2 separate regions of the Mus musculus genome follow, and region 2 is linked to region 1. A link is a loop called in an ENCODE intact Hi-C map of the cell type or tissue named here. Cell type or tissue: heart. All regions are shown on one strand. Links, peaks and the distances in the headings refer to the core of each region. The heading gives the core; the rest is flanking DNA.

The links. Peaks named below come from ENCODE experiments on the same cell type or tissue, not always from the same donor. Only the 100,000 strongest peaks of a DNase experiment are listed, where the experiment ranks them.
Region 2: a loop joins it to region 1, with 11 times the contacts of the local background. A loop is called at or near these places in 1 of 42 quality-filtered maps.

Annotation. Positions count from the first base shown.
Region 1 is chr2:164,803,745-164,806,646 of GRCm38, forward strand. Acot8 (acyl-CoA thioesterase 8) reads right to left here and starts at 1,137. Exons shown (of 6, transcript NM_133240.2): 1 at 946-1,137. The coding sequence starts at 1,073. Zswim3 (zinc finger SWIM-type containing 3) reads left to right here and starts at 1,370. Exons shown (of 2, transcript NM_178375.2): 1 at 1,370-1,687. The coding sequence starts at 1,533. In heart, for the core only: no CTCF peak of the experiment used is centred there; a DNase peak (open chromatin) is centred at 1,257; H3K4me3 peaks cover 2,447 bases; H3K27ac peaks cover 2,015 bases.
Region 2 is chr2:164,910,116-164,913,017 of GRCm38, forward strand. Zfp335 (zinc finger protein 335) reads right to left here and starts at 1,635. Exons shown (of 28, transcript NM_199027.2): 1 at 1,402-1,635; 2 at 507-757. The coding sequence starts at 707. Zfp335os (zinc finger protein 335, opposite strand) reads left to right here and starts at 1,318. Exons shown (of 2, transcript NR_166490.1): 1 at 1,318-1,635. In heart, for the core only: a CTCF peak has its summit at 1,230 (motif pointing left); DNase peaks (open chromatin) are centred at 1,216, 1,496, 1,746 and 2,246; H3K4me3 peaks cover 2,500 bases; H3K27ac peaks cover 2,324 bases.

The DNA of each region.
Region 1 (2,902 bases), core at 226-2,725:
AAAGGGCTTGCCCAGTGCTGGAGCCTGAACCCTGAGTCCTAGCACTCAACCCTGAGATTGTCAGTTTTTTCTTTACAGAACAATTTGAAAAGCGCTCCTGGCCCAAGACAGTAATTACCTAGCTGGAAGAACGATAGCTTCTGATAAAGTCGTAAGGGCTGCATGGGTCAGAACTGTCACTGAACAGGCATGGTGGTACACACCTTTGAGCCCAGGATTTGGGAGGCAGAGATACACTGGCCTCTGTGAGCTCAAGGCCAGCCAGGTCTACACAGAGTTCCAGGTTAGCCAGGGAGGGCTATACAGAAAGCCTGTCTCAAAACAAAACAAGACAACCAGCTAGACCTGGTGGTGAACTCCTGCCAGCGCTTAAGAGACAAATGAAGGTGGATCCCTGTGGGTTCCAAGCCAACTTGCTGTGTATATATATATACTCTCTCTCTCATTCTCTCCCTCTCCATTCATATATATATAGTGAATTCCAGGTCATCCAGGACTATATTTAGTGACATCTTGTCTCTAAACAAAACAAAAAAATTGTTACAAACCCACTTCAGTGAAAGATAAGTAATGACTTACCAGACATTAAGGGATGGCTTGAACAAACGAACACACACGCACACTCAGTCTACCAGATTAAGCTGCCTTGTGGGGTAGCGGAGTCTCTGTCCCCTCTCTCCCTCTCTCCCTCTCTCCCTCTCTCCCTCTCTCTCTCTCTCTCTCTCTCACACACACACACACACACACACACACCTTCCCCCCCCACCCCCCAGATCGCCTCCTGAAGAGGAAGCAAGGATGGATGCCAGGGACATGCCTTCTAACTGCAGCAGAGCTTGCATCCAACTCTTAACCCCAGAACTGAGGTTCACAGGGAGATGGCAGTAATCGCGACTCTATACTGAAAGAGGGGTGCGAGCCTAGTTCAGAGGCGCTACCGGCTACCTGTAGAGATCTTCATCTAGCGGCTCGAGGTTGAGCACGCTCGTGACCAGCACACTACGGAGGTCCCCGGAAAGGTCGCCGCGGTCGGCGTCGCCATGAGCATCTCCCAGACCCTCTGGCGCTGACATTTTCACTGCTGGCTGCGGTTGAGAGAAACGCGGAAACTTATATAGGCTCCCAGCGCTTCCGGAAGGTCGCTCCAGGGGCCGGAAATCCCAAGGGCTCCGGGGAGCGAGACGCAGATTGTGATTGGTCGATGTGCTTGTCAATTTCAGAGTGGGCGCGGCTAGCTCTATCTTAAGATTGGAGGATATTTGTGTCAGTTTTGGACATCCGCGTGTGATTGGGTGAATCAGCGAGGGGGCGGAGCCTTGGAGATGAATAATAAGGGATGAGCGTCTTTCCTCTTCTGTCACTGAGCAAAGTCGCCCCTAGGTTGCTGTTACCGGTCTCCTCCTGTTCTGGGCTCCTCCCAAGCGCCCTGTAAGCCACTCACTCGGGACCGCAGCTGGGCCCGTGCCAGCCGTTACCCAGTGACCTCTGACCCCTGCCGTGGTTCTAGGTTCTAGGAGGGCCAGTCCCCGGCCATGGAGCTAGGCAGCTGCTTTAAGACCTACGAGGACTTCAAGGAGTGTTTCAGCGCCTACAAAAAGGAGACCAGGTGCTCCTTCATTGTCAGGGACTGCATCTCCGTCCGCTTCCATAACCTCAACAACGGCACCTCTTTCCGCGAGGATATCCTGTAAGGGCGGGGCAGGAGGGTGGGGAGGAGGGCTGCCTGGAGGAGGAGGGCGTGCATGGAGGAGCCACGTTCCCCGTGCCTGCGGAAAAACGAGGGAAACCTCACCGGCGTGGCCTTTGCTACCCGCCGCGCTTGCTCCCACTCCTTCATTCACGAGCTTTCCTGGGAATTCGCAGTAACTGCATCTTGTTGTTTTTCCGTTTTATTTGTTTGTTGAGAGAATCTATCTCAAGCGCAAGGCTGGTTGAGGAGTGAATTGAAACGCCTTAGTAATAATTTCCTCCATTAGCCTCCTCTTTACAAAGCAGTAATGGTGCTCATTGGTTGGTTGGTTGGTTCTTTTCGGTGATTGATTTTGTAAATGATTCTTGAGCTCCAGATACAGCCGTTTTCAAACACCTTCCTTATCCAAGGTGGTGCTCCCTGAGTGCCTTTCTTACTCTGCAGGGCTGTGTGTCAGAATTATTGGTGGTAGCTCCCTGACTCATTTGACTTTAGGGGCTAAAAGCTGATGAAAACGCCAGGGCTTTTAGGGTTCAGGTGAAACAGCCTACTATAAATTTAGCTTTTAGTTTTTCTTTGAAAGAAAGAATAAGGGTGCAGGTTTAGAAGCCCAATGCGAAAAGGTTGAGGCCGGCGGGTCATGAGTTTGAGACAAATCAGTTTGGTTTAAAAAAAAAAATACAGGGAAAGGGGGTTGGTGGTGGAAGCCTTTAATCCCAGCACTCAGGAGGCAGAGGCAGGCAGATCTCTGTGAGTTCGACGCCAGTCTGGTCTACAGAGCAGCTTCCAGGACAGTCAGGGCTACACAGAGAAAACCTGTCTTGAAAAACCAAAGTGGGGAGTTGGGGGGCGGGAGGGAGAGACAGAGAGAAATGGGAAGCAGCCCCGCCCCTTCGTAAAAAGGAAGGTTTGTGTGCCCAGTCTTTTGCTGTGAAATCTAATCATATGAATCAATTTGAAAGTCAATTCAAGTTTTAATTACAACATATAGGCCAACTGAGTGTCAAAATATACCAAAGTTTGAGTCAGGGATTGAGCTCTTTGGACAGTACTTTCCAGACTATAGAGCCTGGCTGTGTTCTGGCTCCATTCTGAAGTCCAGGGTCACTCTTGGGTACACATAAAGATGAATAAGTGTCCCTAAGGAGTTACTTGGACTTAGAAACTAATATGGATGAAAATAACAAATGGGGGGCTGGACTGATAGCTCGT
Region 2 (2,902 bases), core at 1-2,500, 110 kb after region 1:
CAGATACAATCCCCATCTCGCAAAATTACTTATGAAGCTACCAGAGATGACTATGTTTCTAATTTTCACTTAACAGAGAAGATGAGGGCTAGAACCTGGGTAACCTGCTCAAATCACAAAGTAATGGGTCAGGAAAACATGGCTCAGTTTCCCCTTACAGCCTAGCACCCATAGAACCCGGCCCTCCCGTTCCATTTGACAGATGGGAAGACTAAGATAACTGAGATGGATCAACATTTGAACCGGGCTCATGGAGCCTGAGGGCTCTGGGTAAGACCATGGATAATTCTGGCTCTGTCGATAGCAAGCACGCTCTGCCTCAGTTTCCCTTTCTGAAGATTCTGGAAACAAGTGGTTTAAGTATGTCTCTTAGCCATGGGACTTGTCAAAACCGACCACAGCAGTTTGGCATGGCATGGCTTGGCGTCTGCCTCAAAAACAGTTATTTTCTACAAGTAGGCTTTGCTGACGGTCCCCCTGCCCACACCATCCACACTGATCCATACCACAGAGTGGTTGCCACCGTCCGAGCTCTGCCCGACGCCAGAGTCGTCAGCCTCCGTTAATCCTGGGACGGTCGCAGCGTCGCTGCTGTCCGCGGACACAGCTTCCGAGGTGCACACACCCAGGCCGCTCTCAGAAGGCTCCTCAGGCTGGCCGGGCCGAGGGGCCGCGTCGCTACTGCTCTCCACCTCGTTCTCCTCCATTGGTTCTGGGGACCGACTGACAGCGAAGCGCGGGGTTTGAGGCTTTCACTCTGCTGGGCGATACGACCATGGTTGCAACAAGTGGTCCACCTTTCGGGCCCGGCCAAGCAGAACCCACCCAGATGCACCGGTGTGCCCATTCTGCAGATGCAAAGACTGAGCATCGGACTAGATGGGACGGGGTTTCCTGGAAAGGGAACCTTCCAGAAAAGAATAGGGACGCCTGGCCTCTCAGGCTAGGACCCTTTGGGAAGAAGGGTGGTCCCGGTGGGTGATCACGGCTCCTTGCTCCTCCCAGAGGCATGAATCGACCCTGGGCGGACACAGCGGCCCGGCGCTCCGGCCCCCGTGTCCCCTCGGATGAGGAGCCGGTGGTACAGCCCGCAGGCCCCCGGGGTCAGTGGTTCACTCCCCCTCCCCGGACTCCCCTGCGGAGGGGGCTGACAGCGACGGTCGCGGGGCCTGGTGTCTCGGGGCTGTCCCCGGCGCTGCCTGAGCTCCAGGCCCGGCGCCATCTTGTGGCGGCGCTGGGTTTCCGCTCAGGCAAATGCGAGAGCGGCTAAAGGGCCTGGGACCCCGGGGCCCTGTTCGGACAGCCCCGCCGGCCCGGGAGTCCGCCACCCGGCAGCCTCGCGGCAGGGCCCCGGTGCACGGCAGTGTGCGGAGGGGCAGCCCGCCTCCGGCTGCCGCTAACCTGAGCCTCTGGCTGCTGTGTCGCTCTCCGACTCCGGCATCGACGAGGTCGCCATCCTCTCACCCCCGTCGCGGAGGAACCCATCGGCCGCCCTCGAACCGGAACTACTTCCGCCGCCGTCCCCCCGGGAGAGAGAGATCTGCGGGGTTTCAGAAGGCCTCTCGGAGGACTCAGAGCCGTCGTCGGGTCCAGGAGGACTCTAGAAGTCACATGCTGCCCGGTGTTAGGGCTGAGGTCAGCTGGGTACGGGGACTACTTTTTCGTGTGGCGGAGGGCTACACGGGAAGTGGCATGACGTCACGCAGGTCCCAGCCCGGACTCGCCGGACAAGGCGCGGCGGAGGCGCCCGGCTCTCGTGGGTGTGGCCCCCAGCGTCTAGCCACACCTCCAGGGGTCGCTTAGAGAACCGTCGCGACCTGGGATGGTTTAGAGGTGTCCAGAGGGGAGGGAACGTCAGTCATTTTCCTGGTTTTTCACCTGTAGCTTAAAGCTCCACTCGAGCCAGATCGGGTTCTCCCGGGTTGGGCTTGCTGTGCCGTAGTACAGATGGCAAAACCGAGGTTTGAGGACAGGAAAGGCTGGTCAGGAATCACAACTAAGGCGACTTGGGGGATCGGGTAATGGCAGAGGTCAGGGATGTTTGAAGAAGAGTTAATGCTTAGGCCACGGTGCACTTCGCAGCTGTATTTCTTACTAGGACTGGAGGGCCAGACACCCAGCTGTCCTCTGATCAGTGTAGGTGTGTTTAGAAGTTGGGGAATTAGCTCAGTGGCAAACACGAGGCCCTGCGTCCTATTCCTAGCATACACACGCGCTCATAGACGCGCATGCACGCACGCAGGCAGTGTTAGGTATTTTTAGAAGTCTACAGTCCTTGGGCCCAGTGTGGTGGTGGCTCATGCTTTTAATCTAGCACTCCGGAGAGGCAGGCTAACCTCACTTGACTTACATAGACCAGCTGGAGCTATGTAGTAAGTTTTTCCCAGAAACCACATGGTAAAAGGAGAGAACCGTCTCTTCCAGGCTGTCCACCCACCTCCACGCGCTCTTAGTGTCATGTGTGCACTTACAGACATAACAATAAATACATGCTTAAAGCCGGGCCCTGGTGCTGCACGCCTTTGAGTCCTAACACTTGGGAGGCAGAGGCAGGCGGATTTCTGTGAGTTTGAGGCCAGTCTGCTCTACATAGTTCCGGAACAGCCAGGTCTACATAGCGAGACCATATCTCAAAACAGAAAAGAGAAGAGAAGAAGAAAAGAAAAAAAAAAGAGAGAAAGAAAAGGAAATGGAAAGAGCCAGGGAGTGGTGGCACACACCTTTAAACCCAGAAATGGAAAGGCAGAAACGGGTGGATCTCTGTGAGTTCAAAGCCAGCCTGGTCTACAGAGTTAGTTTCAGGACACAAAAACCGTGTACTAAAAAAAAAAAAAAAAAAAAAAAAAGCGGGGCGGTGATGGCACACTCCTTTAATCCCAGCACTTGGGAGGCAGAGGCAGGC